Regions from separate parts of the Homo sapiens genome. Here region 2 is linked to region 1. A link is a contact called in ENCODE Hi-C or POLR2A ChIA-PET data. All regions are on one chromosome and are shown on one strand. Each heading gives the region's core, a stretch centred on a gene start or an enhancer-like site at or near the end of the contact. The rest is flanking DNA. Distances are from core to core; before and after follow the strand shown.

Evidence for each region. A loop is a pair of places that touch in the nucleus more often than their neighbours do. ChIA-PET counts read pairs that join two places held with the same protein, here RNA polymerase II (POLR2A). Pooled maps may share reads with other maps.
Region 2: a pooled map shows a loop between it and region 1 (2.8-fold over the local background). The contact joins the enhancer-like site here to the promoter of RBM46 in region 1. A Hi-C loop is called at or near these places in 1 of 168 maps with a recorded cell type or tissue (mammary epithelial cell) and 1 of 50 pooled maps. POLR2A ChIA-PET finds 5 or more read pairs at or near these places in 2 of 52 experiments (H1 and OCI-LY7).

Annotation. Positions count from the first base shown.
Region 1 is chr4:154,778,351-154,784,278 of GRCh38, forward strand. RBM46 (RNA binding motif protein 46) reads left to right here and starts at 2,922. Exons shown (of 5, transcript NM_144979.5): 1 at 2,922-3,086. It overlaps LOC105377500 (a long non-coding RNA gene), which reads right to left and starts at 3,523. Exons shown (of 4, transcript NR_188451.1): 1 at 3,439-3,523.
Region 2 is chr4:154,715,632-154,721,559 of GRCh38, forward strand. The region is part of intron 2 of LOC124900169 (a long non-coding RNA gene); the gene reads left to right. Among named protein-coding and RNA genes, the nearest start is that of LRAT, 25 kb to the right of the region's middle. RefSeq lists enhancers at 3,256-4,455, 3,488-3,989, 5,052-5,616. Within about 2 kb of position 3,605, at least 3 of the 41 ENCODE cell types and tissues checked have a DNase peak (open chromatin) inside an H3K27ac peak, as active enhancers do; they include mammary epithelial cell, where a contact is called at or near this core.

The DNA of each region.
Region 1 (5,928 bases), core at 1,672-4,171:
CACATTAAAGAGTTCCTTGTTCCTGAGCGATGTGCTGTAGATCATTAATTCTATAAACATGCAAGTAGCTGCCATGTTTTTGGTGGATCTGTGTCATATCACTGCCACAGTGATAAAGGAAGCTGAAGAAGCTCCAACACATGGAAAATAAACCAGATCACTGCACAGGCTCATTTATATGGAACAGAGGACTAAGTTGGATGTTAAACATTTTAAAGATTTCCCATTGCTTCTCTTTCCTTTGTCAGGGGGTGTATTTTGCAGAATGTATATGAAAATAACTTCTAAGTGATATAAAAGCTTGCATCTTAACTTCTAAGTGATATAAAAGCTTGCATTTTATATGGGGAAAATACATGTATTCAGACTATTTTTAACCACTTGAATTTTGCATCTCTTCCTTTTTTTTTTTTTTTTTTTTGAGACAGGGTTTCGCTCTGTCATCCAGGCTGGAGTGCTGTGGCACGGTCATAGCTCACTGCAGCCTCAAACTCCTGGGCTTAAGTGATCCTCTTGTCTCAGCCTAACTCAAAGTAGTTAGGACTACAGGTGTGTGCCACCACACCCGGCTCCTTCCAATTTTTTATTGATAACTTTTACTTCCCATGTCACACAGTCACTATTATTTCTCTTTCTGGTGTTTGCAGAGATCCCCTTCTATTTTCTCCCTTGTATGCCAAGTATCTTTCGACACTTCTTTTTAGTCACAAACACCTTTACATTGCTTATCATCTTCCTTCTTACTCATTTGGGTCACCTTTTCCCATAAGCTCAAATAATCTTAAAACAAATCCAATTTGGAATCTGTTACTGAAGAATTCTAGCTGATAAAAGTGTTTTGGATCTCTTTCTCTGGGAGCCTTGAGAAATAAAGTTAAAGGTCATTTCTTTAATTGTACATGCAGACAATAGTTTTTATAGCATTTGAAAAGTATACCTATTAATAAACTTTAGGATAATAAAAACTTAGACAAAATCTAACCAAAATGACATACAATGTTAAGTATGGGAAGGGTCTTTAAACAACACTGTCTCATCTATGGCAAGGTTCTATGGTCTGACTGTAATGCCTATTGAGAAGCCCTTGTCTATTTGGTTTTCTTTATACTTGGGGAGAAAAAAGACAAAAAGGGAAACAAGAAAACCAGCAATGTTCAACAACCTTCCAGGCTATTTCCAAGAACAATCTTTGTACCTCACAACATCTCCACCTAGTGACTCCTTAAGGATCTTACAGCCATTCCTAGAAATTACTTGTTTTAAATTGCCACTAATATGCCTAACCTCATTTCAGATAATTTAACCTTAAACACATGTATTTAGAATTAATTACTAGGAATTGAGAAGGTACCGACATGAAAATGAAGAATGAGGAGAATCTTTTTCTGGAGAAATAAAAGAGCAGCAAAAAATAGTAATCAATATAACAATCACAGTTCCCGAGGTACAGAATTGGTGACATGTCAAACAAAGCCAACTAGATCTATCAGTCTAGGTTTTCTAGTTGCTTTATTTTGAATGCATACATCTTATATAAAATGACACTTGTATTCATTGACTAAAGGGCAGACGGCTTACAAAAAATATTTGTTGAGCTTCCAGTGTGCATCAAGTACTATGCCAAGTTTTCTACTTGTTTCTGGACGTATTTTGAGACAGTATAGTATAGCAATTATGTCTGTAGGTTTCAAACTGGAGCCACTTACTTGCTATATGACTTTGCCCAAACTACTTAAGGTTTCTGCATCTGTTTCCCCGTCTGCAAAGTAGGGCTAGTAACTTTACCAAAGTTACTGTGAGAATTAAATGAAAATATGAAAAGTCCTTAGGATTGTTTCTGGCATCTGGCTCAATATTTGGTAATATCATATATTATTTTATTCTCACAATCCCCACTTTAAACAGGGTCTGTCTGGCTCCAAAGTCCCTGCTAATTCCTCACTGTTGTAGTATATTTAAAAATTAAAAATATACTTTAACAAAATTTAAATTGGTAGACATTCATTAGTTCCTTGAATATATGGAGAAAATACATTAGGAGTTAATGTGGAAGAAATCACCTTGAGGTTGGGAATAAGGAGATCTGTGTTACTCGGTGAATATTCTGGGCATGAAGTTCCTTGTTAATTAGAGAATCAACATGAGCTAGGTTCTTTATTGTCTAATATTCCATGAATCTAATATTATCTATACATAAATAGTTGGTTCCTAAAGGTGGTTTTTTCTTTCCTTGTCTGCATTTAATTTCGAGCTGTCTTCAAAGGAAGCAAAACTGAAGTTATGCATACCGAATGCCAAACAACCCTATCTGTGAAAGTTGGTTTTACAAGAGCATAGAACCCAGTTCGGCAGTTCGCCTCTGCCAAATGTCCCTGCAAGCTGATTAGTGGTAGCGTCAAGCCTATCGCTAGTTCTCCTCATCTAACCCATTTTCTTAGTCATTGTCATTTAAACCACTTATACTTTATACTTCTAGTCCTATTTGCAAATCCATCTTTTAGCTTTATAACCCACCTCCCCCTAGCCCTTAATTTCAAAGGTCCACCGGATATATGTGGTTGTTTTGCGCCAAACTAGCAGTTTACAAGAAAACTACATCAAACAAGAAAAAGAACCATTACGATGCATCTATGTTTTCCCTTAAGTGCGGAATTTCACACTGCAGCCCTCGTCTTCAAACACCTAAACAATGCACCTAGGACCTTCATTTATTATTCCGTGCCCACCCACACCCTAAAAATCGCTCTCTTCACCCCAATTGCTCGAAATGCCTGTCACTCCAAGCACTTTGACTAGCCCAAGAGCCTCATTTAAACTTTAGCCCCACTCTCTCCTCCTCGCCCCGCCCCGAAGCTAATCCCTGATTGGATGAGGCACCACTCCTCGTGGGGCTGCTTAGGCCACCGCGCGCGCTGCGCGCTGGGAAACGAGTGGAGACACGAGGACCAGCGCGAGCGGTCCCGGTGGGCTACCCTCCCCCTGCGACGACCCCCCCTCGCTCTGACCGACTGGTCCCCTAAACGGTGGCGGCGGTTTTTGGTCGTTGGGCCCCGGGATTTAGGACCAACATTTGAAGACCCGAAGGGGTGAGGAGGGGAAAGGGGAAACGGGGTCACTACCAGACCACTGCTAACGGCTGGATAGTGCCCGGCTCACTCTCACGCCGAATACACAGTGGGGGCTGGCGGCGGTGGCTGCGGGGTTCACCCTCGTCCTTCCCCAGCCCCGTCGAGCAGTGGGAGGGCAAGTGTCCGAGACGCTGCTTCCTGCCCCGGCAGCATCCGGCCAGAAGGCGCCCTCGCCGTCACCCAGGCGCTGCATGGTGAGGGCCCAGCGGCCAGTCTCTTTGGGGCGTCTGGCGGCCTCTTCCGCCCCGCGGCGCCCTGCGCTCTCCGCCTTATTTCCGCTCTCCCCCGCTGCCTTCCGGCCGCTTCCCACCTGTGCTGCATTTCGTGTTATTTTCCTGACACGCTTACGCCGACGACCAACGACCGCTGCAGGCCCGGGCCGCTGCCTGGCCGTTGTAGGGTCCGCGCGTCCCCTGGAGGCTTTGGACGCCGTCTGGGGCGTCCCGACGGCTGGGTGAGATTCAGCAGTCTGGTTTCAGAATTGAATTCAGGCTGGGTGAGCTTTAGCGGGCTCCTAGTCGTTTGCGTGGAGTTCTAGCCGGGACTGAGCCTCGAACTTTACTTTGCCTTTGTCTCCCTGTTTCTTCCCCGAGTACCTCGTGTGTGCTGGGCTGTGGGCAGTGGGAGGCCGCGGGTGCACAGGGAAGATAGCTCGCCTCTCCCCCGACACACGGACGGCAGCACACGTCGTGGCACCGCCTTTGTTTCCTAACATCTGGTAGTTTTTAAACCCCTAATTTAAAAATGTTTCTTTGGAGCTGCTGGAAAAACCACAGAACCAGCGGCATTTAATCCTGGCGTTGATATTCTGAGATATTGCGAAGCTGCTTGATTTATTTGGGCACCAGTTTTCTCCTATGTAAATTTAGCTTAGGTAATATTTAAGTTCTTTAAGCTTTAACTGTCTTTACATTCTTGATAAATTCCCCGTAACCTTTATGTTATGTGGTAATCCTAATATAGGCAAATATCAAAGAGGAAATATCATAAGGAGTTTTTTTGTTTTGTTTTTTGTTTTGTTTTGAGACGGAGTCTCGCTCTGTCTCCCAGGCGGGAGAGCAGTGGCAGGATCTCGGCTGACTGCAACTTCCGCCTACCGGGTTCAAGCGATTCTCCTGCCTCAAACTCTCGGGAGTAGCTGGGACTACAGGCGCGCGCCACCACGCACAGCTGATTTTTGTATTAGTAGAGACAGGGTTTCACCATGTTGGCCAGGATGGTCTCGATCTCTGGACCTCATGATCCACCCGCTTCGGCCTCCCCAAGTGCTGGGATTACAGGCGTGAGCCATCGCCGCCGAGCTTTTTAAGTCTTGGCTTCTCTTAAAAATTGGCCTGATTTTGTGTTTGAGAATGGCGTTATAACCAGGAAGCAGGATATGTTGCGTGTATAAGGAGAATAACATATAAAGGACATGTTCAAGGGTCTGTAGAATTTTGCTTATTTAAATAATGGGAAGATATTTTCGTTTCAAGAATCACCACGATGTATATACAGTTTGACAGACTTCCATTTGGATCTTTTCAGAATTGAATCTCCTTATGGGGGTCTAATAATAGACTTGTTTTCAGGGCACACGTTTAAAACATTCTACTTTAAACTTTGTTTGCATCTGTCTGCATTTGTTTGCATTGTTAATAAAATTTGTTTGCATCTTTATAGACATAAAGATGACAGTGCTGCCTGCAATCACTAAATATTAATGCTTTCTGCTTAAGGCACTGCTTTGATTGCTGATTTTCACTTAAGAGGTTGGAGTAATGTACTTGAATATTATTGCCAAATATAATACATATCAACACTTAAAATATATGCATTACTGGATATATTATGAAACAAGAATTATTAATAACGAGAACAAACCCAGTTTATGGACTGAAATTAAGTCTCAGGTTTAATGGTGTTATTTTATTGTTAGGAGAAGGAAGACATGTCAGTTTAAGTAGAGTTTGTGACTACAAATCAAGTAATTGCTGTAAAAATTGTCCAGATTTGCATATTAATGCCGAATGTTATTTCTCATTTTACTACCCGATGATTGATGAGGCAAGAAAATGTGATCTCTATGTTCAAATTGGTAACAGATTTAAAATAACAGATTATGAAGGACCTTGTGTAAGGAATGGTGTACTTAATTTGGACAAGAATATGTAGATATCTTTATCCTGAATTCAAACAGCATATACACCTTTGTGTTCAAAGCAGTATTTTTTAAAAGTATTAGTTACAGTTTTTTTAAATAGTTCAATTTTTAAGTCATTCAGAATTTAAACTTAATATTAAAACTTTTATCCATTATATATTTAACTTCTAGCAATAAAATGTGCTCTCATTCTTTAATAAAAACAACTTAAAATGGAATTGAACTGATCCATCTGTACACTTATTTCGAAATAATTTTAGACTTCCATGTCCACACACTTTTGATTAACTCTTCTCGTTTTCCAAGAACGAGAAGTGTAGTGGCTGTAGTGCAGTCTGTCACTAAAATGAATTGCTGCTTAAAAACAAACAGAAAACCTCCATTGACCTGGCAACCATTGACCTGGCAACCATGGTTTCCATGTACCATACTCAATGACAACAGTGCTAACAAATCAGGAGTTTAGTACCATGTAATTCAAGAAATGTCATAAACATTTAATGTGCCCCTATAAAGGCACGCTTTGATATTCTTAATTTTTTTCATTATTACATTGAGTTTTTAAAACCCACAGTAAGATTATATAATGTTCTCTTTCACAGCTTTCTAAATTTTTACAGTAACTTGGAAGATGAAGTTTCAGTTGAAGTAGTTTTA
Region 2 (5,928 bases), core at 2,355-4,854, 62 kb before region 1:
ATATTACTTTATAGTGATACAAAATGGACTAACACAAGTGGAGAAGAGCCAGTGATGCTAAGCTTTCTATAAATGCGCAAGACAAAAATCCTGCACAACCAAGAATTCCTCTAGCACTACCATGATTAGCAATACCTGTAGTGATTTCTAGTTGACTCCCAGGGCATTGGCACTGGCATTTGAATGAAACTTTTTCTGCTCTTCCTAAATACACTGGGGATTATCTGCTGTTACAATTTCATATTTTTGTTTTCTCAGACTCTTCATATCAGTCAACAAAAACTTGAATTCCCTCCCTCTTCCCTTTACTATTCTTCATCTTTGTTCACCCTGTTCTCTTTCCTCCACTCTTACAGAAGGAAATCTTTCATCTTCTTTCCAAAGATAACAACAGCTCCATTCAAAGCTTTGGTAACATCCCACTGCATCTCATCCTTGACTCTGTCTCTTGCGTCTTTAATACCCTGCCAGTCCCTTCTTCTCCTTAGACAAGTGCTTAAGTGTCCTTATCCCAAATATCAAATAAAAGCAAAAACCAAAACTCTTAAACCTGCCACTTAACTCCTTAATGTTCCTTATCATTTCTTCAGCAGAAGGCTCAGAGTCTATAAACTGTTTTATGCAATCACTGCCTCTAGTTCCTCACCATCCGTTGGATTTTAAATCTCTTGTAATCTGATTTCTACCCTCTAATTCTGCTCTCTTGAGTAATGCCCAGTTGCCAGAACCACTCTCTCTCACTCTTCAAATTCCTTGGATTTCTCTGCAAAATTGGATCCTTGATAAATCCCTTGTTAAAGATCATTTATTCTCCCTTTGCTTCAGTTTACCTCTTGATGCTCCTAGGAAGACTGAGACCATACCAAATGAGCCCCTTCATTTTCTTGAATTCTACTTTAATATTTCACTATCTGTATAAATCCAGGATTCTCGCTGTTCCATCTTTGGGGCTCCTATTCCTCATCCTCTTCCCATACACTGGATACTGGGCTTGGGTCCCCTCTGCTGACTGCCCTTAGCCTTCTCATCTAAGTGAATGTTCTGAAAAATACAAACATGGCTAGCCATAACTCCTCTGTTGTACTCCAGGCCAAACTGCCAGCTTCCTGACAGATAACTCCACTTGGATGCCCACTGCTACTCCTGAAATTCAACAAAATGACATCCAAAATATTTTGGCATATTTCTTGTATAGTATTTTGTGTTTAGCGATCATTTTTATACATGACTGTTTCAGCTACCAGCCTGAGACTTCTTAAAGACAAGGATGGTTTCTTATTTTATTTCTTTTAGCCCCTAGCATCTAGCATAGTGCTTTAAAAAATGTTAATTGGATGATAAAGAAGAGTGAAGACTTGAAGTTCCTTTAGAAAATGGATTGTGTCATATCCGTGGCCCAGTGCCTAGCACAGCTATAGCACAGTGCTTAGCACAACTGTACTAAACAAATATTTTTTGAGCAAATCTGTCATCTCTTCTTCCAAAGCCACCTCTGTTTTCTTTCCTATCAATGTCAATGATACCATCATTTTCCTGGTAACCAATGTCACAAACCTCAATCTTCTCTGATTCTTCCCTGGTCCCTAAATCCAGAGTAAAGTCTGGTAAGTCTTCCTCAAAAATTTTAAATATTTCTCTTTTATTTCATTTCCACTGTCACCATGCTAGTGTGTGCTTTCATTTAGACCAGTATTTCCAATCTGCTCTCTTGCAGTCTATCAAAGGTTCATAGAAGCATACAAAGAAAATGAAAAGAGTTCTTCAGGAGCAAATATGTTTTGGAGGTAGACACTGGGTCAGATGAAAGTAACTAGGTTTTATTGCTGAGTATCCTCTCTGAACCTTTCATTTAAAAAATATAAATATCTTCTAAGGCAGTATAATATATAGGGGTTTACAAATTTATTTTACAATGGAAGCATTTTTCTGATGCCACATCAATTAACATCTCCTGAGTGTTCCACAGAACACAAGTCTAGAAAATCTAGAACTAGACTACTAAAATAGCATTTTAATTGCTCTCTCTGACTTGAGCGACTATTTTTTCCTAATCTATAATTTAAAATAATGCTTAAACTAGACTTCCTGAAATCCAGCTCTGATTGATAGATTATTATTTTCTTGTTCATCCACACCCCCAAAAAGGAAATTTTTAATGACTCTCAATGACTTAACTAATAAACTTTCCAAATGTCTAGTTATTTTTAGTTTTCTGCCTTTTACAAACACTTCTGTGCCCAAGGAAATTCATTTGTATCATAATAGAGGCATTTTGTCAAAAGACAGCATTGGGGCTTAGGATGCTCCACCCCAAAATATGACTGTAGGTGACCAGAATCTGCTTCTCTGGCATATTTTGAGTGGGAAATTGCATAAATTGAGTGGGAAATTGAGTGGGAAATTCTGGGAAATTGCAGACACAGGAGTAGCTCTGAAAAGCTCCCCTTTTATAAAAGAAACTTACATGTATGAAGGAAGTCTACATGAGTAAAAGTATCTGTACCAGAAAGAGACCTGCTGTGAGACAACTTTTATTACCTAAGAGACTTTTTATCTGCATAATAAGACAATCTGTATTCATCACACATTTCCTCCCCTCACCCTCCTGCAACCTCTCTCTACCATCCACTAGAAGCACCATGCCCCTATTCCTTTACTGTAGCTCAAGATACAATAGAAGCTTCTATCATCTGGTACTTCTTCAAGTCTCATATTTTGTGGGACTCCTGTGTGCACATAAGAAATTAAATATGGTTTTTCTCCTGTTAATCTATCTTCTGTCAATTTCATTGGTACCCCAGCAAAAGAACCTAGGAAGGTAGAGGGAAGCTATTTTTTCCCTCCCCAACAAAAGCAAACCTTACATATTTTATTGCTCTTTAATTTCCATTTCAGTGAGTATTCAGCATTTGAACAAAGTATATTTTCCGTAAGAATATAATAGTTCCTTAAGTATTTGGCATTGAATGATGCTTCTTCTTGTGTAAGTAGGACTCAGAGTTAGATATTTGTGCCCACTTTTAGGTTTCTGAAGGAGATGGTTGTACAGTTCAGTAAAACATATATAGTGGCCTAAAGCTTGTGTCATCTAAACCTGCCCACTTTCTAACTTGAGTATTTAAGCAGATGGGATATATTTATTTATCTCTAAGGATATTGATAAATTTCTACCAGTTAGTTCTACTTTCTCACCCTGTCCCCTTTGTTATTTGTAAAATGCATTTTTTGAACGTCCTGAGATTAGAGCCATTTGTACAAGGGACTGAAAACTAATTACCCTGTGTGATTCCAACCTTGTACTCATTAACAACTTGCTCTAATCAGCTGGATAACTGGCACCAACAGTGTGGGATGTTGAACTGAATCATTACTCCAGAATACAATAATTTAAAAGTAGAATGGCCGTTTTCAGTGTCTGGATAATCTTGGAATCTACACTTGAAAAGCTAAATCCTGGGAAATATCTAGACCTAGAAATACACTTTCTGATTTTGTCAACCAGAGAAGCATGTGGCCACCACATGGCTTACCTTCTGGTCAGCAATATCACCACCGTCCACCCACCTCAACCCTCACACACACATTGCTGAAATTTTCCAGAGAACAAAGAGCATGGTTTGTTATTCTTCTTAATAAACTCACCGTAGAAAGAGTAATTCGCTCTTGATGTTTTCTCTAAGTACCAGGGAACAACACACAAAGCATCTTTCTGAGTATCTTTGAATGACTCATTTCCTGGGTGTGCTCAATCATGATGCAATCAGGAAAGCTGCAATACATTTAAATTTAAGATTTTTATTTTCTGGATAAGTAAAATTGGAGAAAAATCATATTCTTTTCGGAGGTGGGGCATCTGGTAACTTCACTAAGAAGGAAGGAGTAAATATGTTTCTAGTTGCTTTGAGCAAGCCATATGGTGCCAATCAATACCAACATTGGCCAGTGAGAGAGGTGAATTTCACTCATGTGTTTCAAGACTTAGTCTGATCCTCTGTCGTTTCCATTCCTAGATTCTACGAGATCTATTTTCTTTCTTGTATTCTCATTTAATACTTTCAAAAGATTATCTATTATCAGTTGATATTTTCTATTTTTCTGTACATTTCATCAATAATAATTTAGCCAAAGCTAATAAGAAATTCTCCTGAAAGTCTGATCTCTAATGAATACTGAAACCAAGTTCAACACATTAAAGGAAGTAATTAAGAAGGCACCCTATTGGGTTTAGGTATGCTAGGTCAGCCAAAACAGGATTTTTTTATTTTTATGAGTTTTTGTCAAATTTAAAGTATGTCTACATTTTAAAACAAAAATTTAATGAAATTTGTTTGTAGCTATGCTACTCTATAAATATTTATTTTTTAAATTATTCTTCATGTAACTTAAAGATGATTTTTTTTAAAATAATGGCCTAGACATGCCAATAAAAATACCTATTCAATTTGCAAAAAAAGTATTAAATACCACAGGTATTTTCTACATAATTATATATATATACACAAGTGGTATGTGTGCATGTATGTGTGTGTGTGTGTGTGTGTGTATACGTGCTGTGTAGCATACTAGCCATGTAATAACTGTTAACTGTGAAAGTTTCTAAGAGGTCAGTCATCTGTTTCATCACCTTACTTCAGAAAGGGCTGTGCCTGTATTAACCGTGGGGCATGGCTAACTAATGTGGTTTCTTACCTCTTACTCTTCCACCTCTTTTTATTCATTGAAGTCACAGTCATAACTAGCCCATACACAGTGCTCACTGTTTGCCAAGCATGGTTGCACTTTACACATACTGACTCACTTAACTCTTACAGCATCTCTATCAGATAGGTTTTCCATTACTCTTCACATATTACCTTTAAATTCCCTTTCTTTCCCTTGCTTCTCATTTAACCCAATTCTAACTTTAAATAAGCTCACCTGTCTTTATTCTTCTATTCTCTTGTTCATACTTCTTATTTTAATTTTTTCCTGACCCATTTTCCCTACTTGTGTCACACTTTATCTTCTTGACATTTTGCTTTATCTCCCTCTATCACATTTTTCAGTACTTCTGCTTCTCCTGGAATTTTTAGCTGACAGCCATGCTCTCAAGGTGCAAAAGGTGCTCAAGACTCCTGAAACTGAGCCGCTCACTTGTTCCCATATCATAGGAATAAGTGAGGCTGAGAGGCAGGCTGGGTGCCTGGGAAGTCCAGTGGGGGTCAGGCAAGTAACACTTCTAAAGAATAGAGCACTCACCATGTTAGATTGTGTTCAGAGATAATCACTCAGTCAGTCAGATTGCTATTCAGATTAGCAATCTTGTGAAAAGAAAGGCCCAACCTTCCCTGATGAGTATTTCAAGTGCACCCTCCCCAGCAAAGATTCTTTAGAGCACTGCTTAAGAATCTTGCACTTACATTAGAGTCACCTGGAGAGCTTGTTAAAACAGATCTGTAGGCCTGGGGTGGGGATCACAAATTTGCAATTCTAAGTAGCTCCCACGCTACACAGACGCTGTCTGCCCACAGACCACTGTTGGAGTAGCAGTACTTTACAGTTTATATATTTTTCTAATTTTTGGTTTAAATAATTCTGGATAGAGTTTAAAGCCAATCATCTGTACTCTCCTTCCAGTGGCACTGATCTGCCAGACAACTGTTGAGTGACATTCACTCATTAGATTCTGTTTTGTGGCTAAACAACACCAGTTTCTTTAGCTTTTTATAAAATCTATTTTGTAAACCTTGCAGCACTCTTACATCTCTCTTTCATGCCTTCTACCAGTTGTCTACATCTTCCTCCAGTGTAGATAGGCAAACTGAACTGAATCTCTATATATTTTAAATTGGAAAGAGGTTTGATTCAGACTTGGTTTTGCAGATTAACTTTTGGTTCCTATATATTATATTTATTAAACAAAATATGTCCTTATTTAGCACTTACATA